Linked DNA regions of Mus musculus: regions 1 and 2 are each linked to region 3. A link is a loop called in an ENCODE intact Hi-C map of the cell type or tissue named here. Cell type or tissue: left cerebral cortex. All regions are shown on one strand. Links, peaks and the distances in the headings refer to the core of each region. The heading gives the core; the rest is flanking DNA.

Region 1 (4,073 bases), core at 1,096-3,595, 87 kb after region 3:
GCATGAATGAATCTTAGAAACAACATGCTAAGAGAAAGAAGTCAGCTGTGTACTGCATGACTGTACTTGTATAAAACATATAGAACAGGCAGAGCTAGCGATAGAGAGTACACTGGTGGTTTCCTGGGGCCACTGTTGGGATAAAACAGAGTAACTGTTCACATTTACAGAATATGTTGGGGGGGACTTAGGCAGTGATGTCTGCACAGCTTTAGAACTGTCCTTTGAAATCATAGAATGGCTCTGTGAGGAGCGGAATTGCATATTGTGAGATATTATACATTCCTTTTGAAAATGGACTGTGGTCCATCCCTGTAGGATGGACTATGTACAAGGGGTAGTCACTAGTTCTGGCCAGGGGCTTCATCCCTCTCCCAGACTGCATCTTCTCTCTCTAAACTACGAGCTCTTGTCACATCGACATGTTAAGTCTATTGGTCTTGGGGTTTGTACTCAACCTGTACTGTTGCTCTAAACTCACCTTTCCCCCTCTGGACCCCAAGAACCTAACTCATAGTCCTTTTCTGGTTCCTCCTCATGACAACTTTGACCCCTTTCCCCTGTCTCAAGCTTCTTTGTGGATGTCCTTAGCTAACCTCCCACGTTGTATACTTAAAGCCAACTCATTGGAATGGAGAACAGCTTGGCTTTGGGGACGTCCTAAAATCAACATTTAAATCTGATTAGATGGCTACTGAAGAATTTTCATTAAGGACCAGCTGTTCGGCACTTGATCAAGTTTCTAAGACACCGAAATGGCGTCTTTCTCCTTATTTTTCTGCTTCTAATTGTATCCAATTCTTTCTTATTAAAAGTTATGGCAGTCATGGCCATGGAGCAAGCGAGATTACAGTTTGCAGGCATAGACTTTTGTACTGGCTAATTTTGTGTCAACTTGACACAAGCTGGAGTTATCACAGAGAAAGGAGCTTCAGTTGGGGAAATGCCTCCATGAGATCCAGCTGTGGGGCATTTTCTCAATTAGTGATCAAGGGCCCCTTGTGGGTGGGACCATCTCTGGGCTGGTAGTCTTGGTTCTATAAGAGAGTAGACTGAACAAGCCAGGGAAGGCAAGCCAGTAAGGAGCATCCCTCCATGGCTTCTGCATCAGCTATCAGCTCCTGCTTCCTGACCTGCTTGAGTTCCAGTCCTGACTTCCTTGATGATGACCAGCAATGTGGAAGTTTAAGCCGAATAAACCCTTTCCTCCTCAACTTGCTTCTTGGTCATGATGTTTGTGCAGGAATAGAAACCCTGACTAAGACAACTTTGTTTTGTTTAATCTTTCATTTTCTGCCTTTTGAGACTGTCTCAATGTAGCCCAGGCTGGCTTCGAATTCCAAACTCTCTTCCTGCCTCAGCTTTTCTCGTGCTGAACTGCAACCATGAGCCACCAACACTTCAAGTCTCCATTTTAAAGCAAAGACTTATCTCCACCCACTGAGCTGGCATCTGCCCTTCTACATTTTATTCTGCTGCATTGTCCCAGTAACGTTCATCAGACTTGAACAATAGCATGGTAGACTACACCTGTCAAAAACAGTTAAAAACACGGTTTAAATGATAATATATTACATGGTAGGAAAATGTAGTTTTCTACCATGTCTCCTGCTTTCTGATTCCTCTCTTTTCATTTCTCCTCCCGAGAGATTAAGGCATGGGGAAGACTTGGAAGTTGTGGCTCCCTTGGCAGGGTTTAATGGAGGTTTCTAAAGTCATTACTCTTAGCAGGAGGGAAGGCAGCCAGTGCACAGAGAGAAGAGTGATGGGGCAGGAAATAGAAGGTGCTGAGATTCAGTCTCAGAGTTGCCTCAACATACCCTGAGGGTCTCACTTCAAGCCAGAACATGGGGTCCATCTGTCCTTATGTTCTGGGTAGATAGATCATCAAATATAGCCTTTGTTGAGGATAACCTTGGCAAGGGCTCGGCCAAGGGTGGTTATTCTGGCTTAAGAAGTTAGCTCTGTCAACCCTTCTTTTTGTCAACCACAGTCGCCAAGTTATCCCCTGCCTTCCCTGTTCTTTTCTGAAAATACTTACATTGTTGTTCATTTTCTCACACCTCTAGGGCTCCCCACCCCCACTCCACAACCCCATTAGTAGGCAGATCCTATCTCTCCAATTGCACAGCTACCCCCTACCTGCCTCAGGGTGGCACCCACACAGCGAGGGCAGCTGGTTTATCAGCCTCAGGCAGCTGAGGGAGTGGAGCTTGGGGAATGGAGGTATTTTCTTTCTCTTTGGAACAGCTTTCTAGGGCTCTGGAGTTATAAAAAGGCTCTCCCATGAGTCATCCCCTGGCAGTCGGATAGCTGCAGAGAGCCACTCAGCAAGCTCTTCTACTCTACCCAGGGCTAGCAGATGAAGGTTGTCACAAATCTGTTGTGAGGGGAACGGTTATAGCAGGAGTCGAATACAAAACACACTTTTCGATTCTTGGATAGAGCACTGCCAGTACACTATAGCAGAACTGGCGAATGGGGTCTTGGGATATGGGAAAGGACACAGAACTTTTTCTAGGACAGGCCACCCAGACAGGACTCCATTTGCCAGTCAGATGAGTGCCACCTGAATTGGATGATTCTGGCCCTTGGCACAGGTATGATGTGTGTTCTCTTCCTGCCCAGATCTCAGGCCCATGGCGACCTGCCCTGTCCTGCAGAAGGAGACACTGTTCCGCACAGGCGTCCATGCTTACAGAATCCCTGCTCTGCTCTACCTGAAGAAGCAGAAGACCCTGCTGGCCTTTGCGGAAAAGCGAGCCAGCAAGACGGATGAGCACGCAGAGTTGATTGTCCTGAGAAGAGGAAGCTACAACGAAGCCACCAACCGTGTCAAGGTAAGGTAGGACCCAGCTGCAGTGGCTCTGCCTGGGATGGCTCGATGACACACACCCTTGTGGTCCTGTGTGCGGTAGAACCAGGCGTAAATCTCACAGAACTCAGGGGCAAGGCCATCCCTTCATAACTAAGATGTAGGTAGGACCTAGGGAACCTGGAAGAGACCTAGAAACCCATCCAGGGACAGGGTGACCAACAGGCTCCTGTACCCAACCCAGATCTCACTTGGGCTCACCAGGAGCAAGTCTTGTTGGCTGATCATGTGCTTCATCACGTGACTGGCTGAGTTTTCTGGCATCATTGAAAGCCCAAGGGAGGGCCAGTTCACTGTCATTTAACAGGACATTAATTACCTTTGAGGGTAACTAATCTGGGGTCTTAGGATCAGCTGACTGTCTATGTCCTCATAACATTACTCTTATGACAACTACATGATTGTTATTCAAAGTAGGGCATCAAAATTCCTTTTGCCTGGCGCATAATTATTTTACACCATCATGGTGCTTGAAGCAGGTGGACCTGAGTTCAAGGAAGGCCTGGGTCCATTCCTTATCCAAGGCAACTAGGCTAACCTATTTAGGCTTCTCATTTTCAAAATATGAAATGGAGCTAAGGATACTTCTTCGGCCTTGGAAGATCAGGCAACACAGTGGGCACCATCTGTCTTTTGGCATAGCGTCGGTGTTGCACTGGGGCAGCTAATGAGGAACAGGGATAGCCAGTGTGGTTGTCAAATATATGACATAGCAGTGGCACAGGGAACCTCAGTGTGCATCTTCAGGATCCTCGAGTCCATTAGTACAGTGTCGTAAGTAGGTGACACAGGGCAACCTTCATTTTCTTTGCCTTTTAAGAATGCTAGACCAGCCAGGAAGAATAGATGATGTTAGGAATGGTTCCTACCATAGTTGCACACGCGCGCACGCACACACACAAACACACACACACACACACACACACACACACACACACACACACACACACACAAAATCACATTTACTTGTTTGTTTGTCTGTGTATGCCAGCATTTGAGTGACTCAGTTCTCTCATTCCTGTTGGCCCCAGAGACTGAACTCAAGTCAGCAGGCTTGGTGGCATGCACTCTTACTTGTTGAACCATCAGCTGGCTCCTAAGTTACTTTTTTGTCTTGGGGGTCTGTCTGGCACATCACAGATGCTCTGCAAATGTTTGTTAGTGGGAATCAAAGTAACAGAGCCTTCAGGGAGAGAAG
Region 2 (4,073 bases), core at 974-3,473, 95 kb after region 3:
AGGCAGGCAGATTTCTGAGTTCGAGGCCAGCCTGGTCTACAGAGTGAGTTCCAGGACAGCCAGGGCTATACAGAGAAACCCTGTCTAAAAAAAAAAAAAAAAAAAAAACAAGCAAAAAAAGAAAAGAAAAGAAAAGAAAAGAAAAGAAAAGAAAAGAAAAGAAAAGAAAAGAAAGTTGCAAAGAATGTGTGCTTCCAGCCAGGAATGCATGAAAGAGAGAGAGAGAGAAACACTAGTGTATTATGTTCATCTGCTGGTCCAAGCCCGAGACTGGCAGCCCAAGACTGTTCAACATCTTTCCACATCTTTTTGTTAACCTGACATCCAGGTTGCAATGCAGCAGGAACCAACACAAGTGTGTTAGCACAGACCAATGAGGACCAGAGCTCCAGGTTTGGGGGCTGCATGGTCCTAGCTCTTGACCAATTCTGAGTAGCTATGCCTGAGAAGCCCTCTGTCTTAGACACCATCTGCAATATTACTCTCTGATGTTGCTTAAGCCACTGAGCTGGGGAGGGGCTATGTCAACTGGAGCATGTGCTGGGAAAAGGAGATGCTTGAGGGAGGGGAGGTAGGCCCCAGTGATGCACCCATACTGGTCCACTTCTAATCCTTCAAAGTGGACAGTGTTGCCTTATGTGGCAAATGGGACTTGGCAGACTCAGTTTATCTGGATACTGGAAGGTTATCTTAGATTAGCCAGGTGGGACTCACATATGACTACAAATGTGCAAAGGGCCATTCCATGGAGGAGAAAGCAGTACAGCCCTCAGAGTAAGACAGCACACCACCTATGAAGATGGAGGACATGGCCAGCACTAAGAAAGTCAGGGTGTGTAGTGGTGGGGTTGCAAAGGCAAGGGAGTCTCTGCCTAAGGCCTCAGGGGAGCCTGGCTCTGACACCTGGACATGAGCCCAGAGAACTGACTTCGGACTTTTGTCCTTCTGCACTGCAAAGGAAGAAATTTGCTACTTATAAAGGTTTACTAGGTATGCAAAAACCATGGGACCTGTGCTGATATGAAGTCCTGAGTCAGTGGAATAGACAGGAAATGAAAAGATTGCCAGTCGTATTTTGGTGAGTTGTATCTTAGCTAGGTCAGATTCTGCCTTCTCACCTGAATGTTTTAATCATTCCAAAGCCACACACATGCAGCCACATGCACATACACATACACATACATACATGCACATATAGTCATGCAATTACACAGATGCACTCACAGACAAATAAATGCATAGGTATGCACAGAGAAACACATATGTTGCATATATAGGTATGTGTGCATAGTCATGCACACAGGTACACGAATACACACATGCAGACATAGGTATACAAATATACAAGCATTCAAGCATGCACAAACATGCACAATGAATCATACATATACAGTCACACACGCAAATACAGTTCATGTACAGATATGTGTGCATACTTATGCAATCATGAAGAGTTTCTGCTCCTGGATTCTCCTCACACAGAGACCAGCTTCTCATGCCAGCTTATGTCATGAAAAGCCATGCCTTCTAAATAGATCTTCTGTCTGGACACTTGCACCAGGTCCCTTCCTGGTGGAGACCTTCCTCTGCACGGAAACCATTGAGGTGTAGGGTAAGAAAGAACCTGAAGTCAAGAAGTCGCCATGACAAGTGTAGGAGAAGAGCCAATTGCAACATCTCCTAGGTGGTTGCTTTGAAGCTGCCCAACCTGGCCCTGTGAGGAAAGATATCAGGTGGTCTTCTCAACACAGCAATGCTATTAAGAACACTCTGCCTCCCCATGTGAGCAGTACTAACTCCATCCACATGCCTTCTATAAACAGTGATTCTGAAAGCTAAAGCCATAGCAGCAAGGTAAAAAATGTTAGCTCTTTAGAGAGGGACAAGACCTTGAGACCTATTATGTCCGTCTGACTCCCCCTTTGGCAGGTAGGTGAGAGGTATGGTGGTTTCAATGTAATGGTCCCCATAGGCTCATATATTTGCATGATCTGTCTCCAGTTGGTAAACTCTTGGAAGGATTAAGAGGCATGGCCTTGTTGGAGGAGATGTGTCAGTGGAGATGGGCATTGAGGTTTCAAAAAGCCCACAGCAGGCCCAGCCTCTCTCAGAGTGCCTGCCTCCCTGCCTGTAGATTAGGATACAAAGCACTCAACTACTGCTCCAACACCCTGAGTGCCACCATATTTCTACCATGGTGATCATGGACTGAGCCTCTGAAACTGTAAGCAAGCCCTCAATCAAATGCTTTTTTAAAAAATATGAGTTGCCTTGGTCATAGTATCTCTCCACTGAGCTCTGTCCGAGCCCTTCCCTCATCTCCATCCTCCGGAAGGGGAGCTAGCAGCTGCTGCAGTCAGCCCCCATCTGCAGGGTCCCCAGCCTAGATGCCTGGACCCAAGAGTATGAGGCACTGAGGTGTGGACTCCTTCTCCCTCACTGACAGTCTAAGAAGGCGGCCACACTCTCAGAGCCAAGCAGATCTGGGAGCGAACTGCCTCCCCTTCGCATCTCACCCGCAATGAGTGAGGAAGTGGGGGGAAGGATCCAGTATTCAAATGTGCTGCTCAAAGGAGAGGTGAGAATGCTGACTGTACTTTTGGCAAGGTGCTGCTTCTCCCAAATGCCATATATATATATATATTTATACTGCAATAGGTTCCAAATGTTTGGAGATTTAAAAGAACCAGGAAAAACAAAACTCAACTGACCACAGGGTCAGTTTTCTTCAGGGTCTTTAACCTAATAACTTCTCCCCTTCCTCCCAAACTACAGCACATATTAAAACTGAACTAGAATCCTGCTCTGCTTTCTCTTCATGCTTGACACACAGAACATGTCCTCCCAGAAGCTCGTCTGCAGAAAGTAATAAGCCAACAGACACAGCCAGGGTCACTTGACTGCTGCCCTCTTTTCTGCTAGACGCTGCGGCCACCCCTCCTTGTCCCTATAAATAACACTGGAGGAAACATCTTTGGGGACACATTTTGGTCTTTATTGGGGATTGTTTCTATAAATCACCAACTCCTTCGTAAGGTGTTATTGAGTCAAGATAAACCTCCAAAAGCTCTTGAAACACATTCACAACTCCTGATTTAGAACTACATTGTCATGTAATTGTCGGCTTCCTAAACCTTCAAATGCCCAAGTTTCTAGACATATTGCTTCCATCATTCATTCGTTGTTGAAGTCATAAATCACAGTCTCTATTATCTTCCTGGTGGGGGATAATCTAGGTAAAATATCCAAAGTGAACAAGCATAGAAAATCCCAGACTCATAGAGTCCTAAATGCTCTGGTATTAATAACCCAGCCTGACTTTATTCATCTGGCCAGGGTTTCTGGGTGGTGTGGGTGGGGCAGTCAGAGCCTAGGCCCAAGCTCTGGGTCAGATGCCCTGGTAGTTGTTGCCACCTGTCCCGTGTTCCTCCCTGACAAGAAGCACTTGCCTTTCTTCTAGATCTTTTGGGGACGTTCTGAATGTGGTTTTAACCGGACTCTCATATACTGTCATCTCAGGCCTTCTTTTCCTTGAATCGAGTCACATACATATTGCAGACTTAACATGTTTTGCACTGTACTGGAGGAAGAGTCTACTGAGAACTGCCTCATGCCCGCTTTCAGGCCCTTGGAGGTCCAGGATCTGATCCTCCTAACAACCTGCAGCCAGTGGCCACTGTCATGACCCCACTTTACCAAGGAAGAGACGAAGACAGAGGAGAATGAAGCCTCTTGCTCATGACTGCAAAGGCTGACGAGAGGCTAGGTCAGGTTCCCGAGTCTGCCTTTTTCTAGCCTGGCCACAGAGGAACGGGACAAGGGCCTGAGGAGGATTAGCCCTTTGTTAAGTATCATGGGACATAACAAGAAGGCCCCAAGAAGTCCCAGCATGCTCTAAGAGGTGCAAAGTTTGTTCCCCGGTGTGTTTCTGGAAGCAGGCTCTCAAAGACTAGGTGCCAAGTCCAGGAGTGAGGAGGCATGCAGGGTTCCGATTTGGTCCTGGAATGGAGAGAGAGCTTGGGAGTGGGAGAGCAGAAGGGCAAGGCCAGGAAACGGGAGGGAGGCAAGGAGGA
Region 3 (4,073 bases), core at 496-2,995:
AGCGGCTCTCACTAGACACAGATCCACTGGGATTATTGGCTGGCAGCAGATCTCTGAGGGGAACCATCTAACTGTTTATACATTACCAGTGTTAAGATTGGGGTGTAGCATTTCCCCCTAAAGGCTCATGTGCTCTTTGGGTTGGTCTCCATGCCAAATGGTGGAGAGGGGCCTCAGAGAAGGTAATTAACAAACACAGGCCTCTCCTCTTGAACATTCCATCAGAGCTTTAGATCAAGAAGAGATTGTTCTAAAATCAACTGTCTGGCCCTAGACCTCTCTAGCTTCCCTCTCATGGTGTCGTCGCCTTTGATACCATTTCCTGTGTGTGGCATGGACCTCACTAGAGCTAACAGAAATGGATGGTCTGCTCTTACACCTAAAAATGTCCAGTAAATAACCTCTTTTCTATATAAAGTTCTTAGCCTCAGGTATTTTGTCACAATACATAATATACCAAGATATCCAATGCAAGGTATGGATTAATATACCAGCCAAGGAGACAGAAAGAGAGGATAAGGCCGACCCAGAACAGATCTAAGGGTTTCTTTGAAAGAAAGAAAGAAAGAAAGAAAGAAAGAAAGAAAGAAAGAAAGAAAGAAAGAAAGAAAGAGAGAAAGAAAGAAGGGGCTGGAGAGATGGCTCAGTGATTAAGAGCACTGACTGCTCTTCCAGAGGTCCTGAGTTCAATTCCCAGCAACCACATGGGTGGCTCACAACCATCTGTAATGAGATCTGATGCTCTCTTCTGGTGTGTCTGAAGACAGCAAAAGTGTACTCACATACAAAAAAAAAAAATCTTAAAAAAAAAAAGAAAAGAGAAAAAAAAAAAAAAGGAATCTGTAGTTAGTTGAATAATAGTGACCCCCAGAGGCCCATCTATTTGAATGCTTGGTTACCAATTGGTCAACTACTGGAAAGGATTAGGAGGTGTGGCCTTTATTGGAGAAAGTGTGTCACTGGGGGTGGGTTCTGACATTTCAAAAGCCCATGCCAGGCTCAGTATCTCTCCCTGCCTGCCTGTGGATCAGGATGTAGCTCTCTGCTACTTCTTTGGCTCATGCCTGCCTACCTGCTGCCATGCTCCCCGCCATGACGATAATGGACTCACTTCTGAACCAGTAATGAAGCCCCAATTAAATGTTTTCTTTTCTAAGGGTTGCCATGGTCATTGTGTCTCTTCCCAGCCATAGAACACTAAGACAGTAGCTATCTCCAGTAGACACATGAAGGCAAACTATCCTTCCTGCTATTACAGACCTTGGCTTGAAGATGTGGTGCCCGGAACTACAACAGATACCTTGTAACACAAAAGCCAAAGAAGGAAGGGAATGAAGAAAATGTAGCTGGGTGACTGTGTAGGGAAAAGAACCAACTCTTGAACTTTCTACCTCTTGAGGATTAACCAGGATGGATCACTCTCATTGCAGAAGACCGGTTGTTTCTGCATACTGTTACTTCCAGCCAAATACTCAACAGTGGCCATGTTAGACCATTCAAAGGACACCAGCTATACTCCAGCTCCTGCCATCCTGGGGTTACCATGATGAAAACTGTCTAACCATTTTTTCATAATCTTTCATTTTTATTTGTCTTAAATTCTAATTTTCATATAAATAGATTTATCTTGTGCCACTACTGTCCTCAAGGTTCAAGGTCTCATGGTTGTTTCCTATGTGTGCCAACAGTAAGCACACCTTCCCGTGGATGTTAACGTTCCCAGTCTAAGCTCCTGCTTATGGGATATGAAGGCAGAGTAGAGAGGCTTTGTTCTCTTACTGAAATGATCCTTACTGGGTCGGCCTTGTTCTGTTAGAAGGGGAGTTCCCAGCTCCTCCAGCTAAAGCGCCCTCTACCCAGCCGTTCTGCATCTATCTTCCTAAAGAGAAAGCAGTTTCCTTTAAATCTTCCAAGCCTACTTGTAAAGGGCAAGCTACTCAGTTATTATTTAACAAGCAATTTCTACATGCCAAGCACCATGTTAGGTGCCAGAGACAACGACGACACACTTACACCCCCAGCATCCTCAGCCTGACTGCTAGAGAACCACAGAGACAGAAACCAGAGTGGGTTCAGTTTACCCTCAGGCAGCGATGGATCTCCCAGCCTCCAGCTCTCTCCTCCCAGGGCCAGGGTAGGAAGCTCCCAGCTCAAAAGAGTAGCCTCCTTAAGAAGTCTCCCTACAGTTGGGCCTGCTCCACTTCAATTCTGGAGACATTGTGTCCCTTACAGGGTTTGGCAGTGGGAGATAATCATTACGCGTCATATTTTTAAAATCTAAAATTTGTATTTAAAAGAATAGATTGCTGATGGCTTTGAGAACATCCCAGAATATTTTCAAAGCAGCTAGCATCGTTCCTGGATTAACAAGAACCGGTCACAGGTGGCCCTGGGGATAACAGGAGGAACAGTTTGATGTCAGGAGCAGTTTAGAAGTACAAATGCCTCAAACCTCCAACAGCTCACAGAACTTCCTCTCAGCTCTGGAGGAGCAGGACCCGCTAAGTGCCGTTCCCTAGGACCATCCTGGCAGCCTTTTGGAAGAGTCTTCTGGGTGGGGGGCAGGGGGCAGGAGGGGGGACGCAGAATGTACTCGGGCCTCTTTTGCTTCTACTCATGTGTTCAGGGCCAGCCTTGCTCTACCCAGAGCTTCCCAGTACAGCTTTAATTCCTTGGCTACCTTCCAGGTCCTCCTAGGACCTCCCTGTTGAGGTCAAGGAAGACTTCATTCTCTCTCTCCAGCTACTCCATTCTGGAAACAACGTTTTCTACAGGAAAGGGCTGGACCAAGAGTGTTCTCCAAGAGACATCAAGATCAATACCCACTGCTAAAGCCCAGCATAGAGTCTCAAGCTCATAACCCTGGAACTCAAGTTCTCAGGCAGGAGGTGAGGTCCAGGCTAGCCTGGGCTACTGAGTAAATTCCAGGCCAGCCAGGGTTGCAGTGTGAGACTCAGTCTCACAAACACACCACAATCCCAGCTAAATTAGCTCAGTGGTGCAGCACTAATAAAACTCGGCAGTTCTGCCTAGGAAACCATTAGAACTAGTCATGTCAAAAGCCGCATGCCAGTCAGCCCAGCAGCCAGGGTCCCCTGGAAGCCACCAGGCTCTCATGGTCCAAACGAGTCGCTGCCTGCCCTGGACCCACCTATTTGTTCAATGAGGTTTCTCCAGGAGTCGGCGGGAATGGGATGGATCATCTGCAGGGCCTCCGTGAGAGTGGTGGGGCTGTCGGTGAGGGCTGGGCACTCCTCGGGTGTGGTTCCATTTCCAGGGGTGGAGGATGACTCGCTGCAAGAGAAGGAGGAGAGCGACGGCTGTTTATTTTTAAGCAACGACACACCTTGGCTAGATCGCAAGAGGCGACTGTCGGTCAGCACAAGCGGCTGCTGCCTGGAGGGTACTGCCCCTAAGAGCTTCCAAGCCAAGGGGGGCCACAGTGGCCGCCACGTGTCCGGACCGGGCGAGCCCGACAAACCCTTTTTGTCACCATACCAGGGCGCGACGGGGTGATTCACTCCTACACCAGTCCGCCCAAACCTTCATGTTTTTCGAGCTCGCGGACAGGCGTCGGAAAGTTGGCGTACCCTAGCCGCTGCACAGCGCGGAAGGCCGCCCCAACGGGTCCTGCCAGCCCGCTGCCACCCCACTCCCTTAGCCGTCCCGTGCCCCCTGGCCCCACTCGAGGCTCTGTCCTCCAGTTCCAGAGACTGGGAGCGCAGAGAGGGGCGAAGGGCGGGACGCGCACACTCTGGGCGTCCAGGGACAAGGTGCAGGAGGCCATCCCACGCTGGGACTGGGTGCTAGTGACCTGGAACAGGACGCACGGCTCTCCCAGGGGGAAGGTCCGTCGGATTAGAGTTAGTGGGGGGCAGCAGGAGCCCGGGGGCCGAGGACCCGGATAGGCCGCAGGGGTCCGAGATCATCGCCTAGGGAGCGAGTGTGAGGGAGTACGTGGGGACATTGCGCGGGGGCCGGGATACAGCGGGTCCTCACCTGCCCGGCAGGTGTCCCGCCGCCGAGTCGCGCGTGTCGCTCTCCGAGGTGGAGCTGTCGTGGTCCACGGCGCA

What was found. A loop is a pair of places that touch in the nucleus more often than their neighbours do. Peaks named below come from ENCODE experiments on the same cell type or tissue, not always from the same donor. Only the 100,000 strongest peaks of a DNase experiment are listed, where the experiment ranks them.
Region 1: it touches region 3 in a loop (3-fold over the local background); 5 of 42 quality-filtered maps call a loop at or near these places.
Region 2: a loop joins it to region 3, with 4 times the contacts of the local background. A loop is called at or near these places in 5 of 42 quality-filtered maps.

Annotation. Positions count from the first base shown.
Region 1 is chr1:87,592,250-87,596,322 of GRCm38, forward strand. It overlaps Neu2 (neuraminidase 2), which reads left to right. Exons shown (of 4, transcript NM_001160163.1): 3 at 2,629-2,840. Among named protein-coding and RNA genes, the nearest start is that of Neu2, 20 kb to the left of the region's middle. In left cerebral cortex, for the core only: a CTCF peak has its summit at 2,129 (motif pointing right); DNase peaks (open chromatin) are centred at 1,459, 1,767 and 2,249; H3K27ac peaks cover 2,500 bases.
Region 2 is chr1:87,601,078-87,605,150 of GRCm38, forward strand. No RefSeq gene overlaps it. Among named protein-coding and RNA genes, the nearest start is that of Inpp5d, 17 kb to the right of the region's middle. In left cerebral cortex, for the core only: no CTCF peak of the experiment used is centred there; DNase peaks (open chromatin) are centred at 2,516 and 2,920; H3K27ac peaks cover 1,791 bases.
Region 3 is chr1:87,506,094-87,510,166 of GRCm38, forward strand. It overlaps Ngef (neuronal guanine nucleotide exchange factor), which reads right to left. Exons shown (of 13, transcript NM_019867.2): 1 at 4,000-4,073; 2 at 3,152-3,294. Among named protein-coding and RNA genes, the nearest start is that of Ngef, 2.2 kb to the right of the region's middle. In left cerebral cortex, for the core only: a CTCF peak has its summit at 1,874; DNase peaks (open chromatin) are centred at 1,961, 2,370 and 2,798; H3K4me3 peaks cover 1,817 bases; H3K27ac peaks cover 2,104 bases.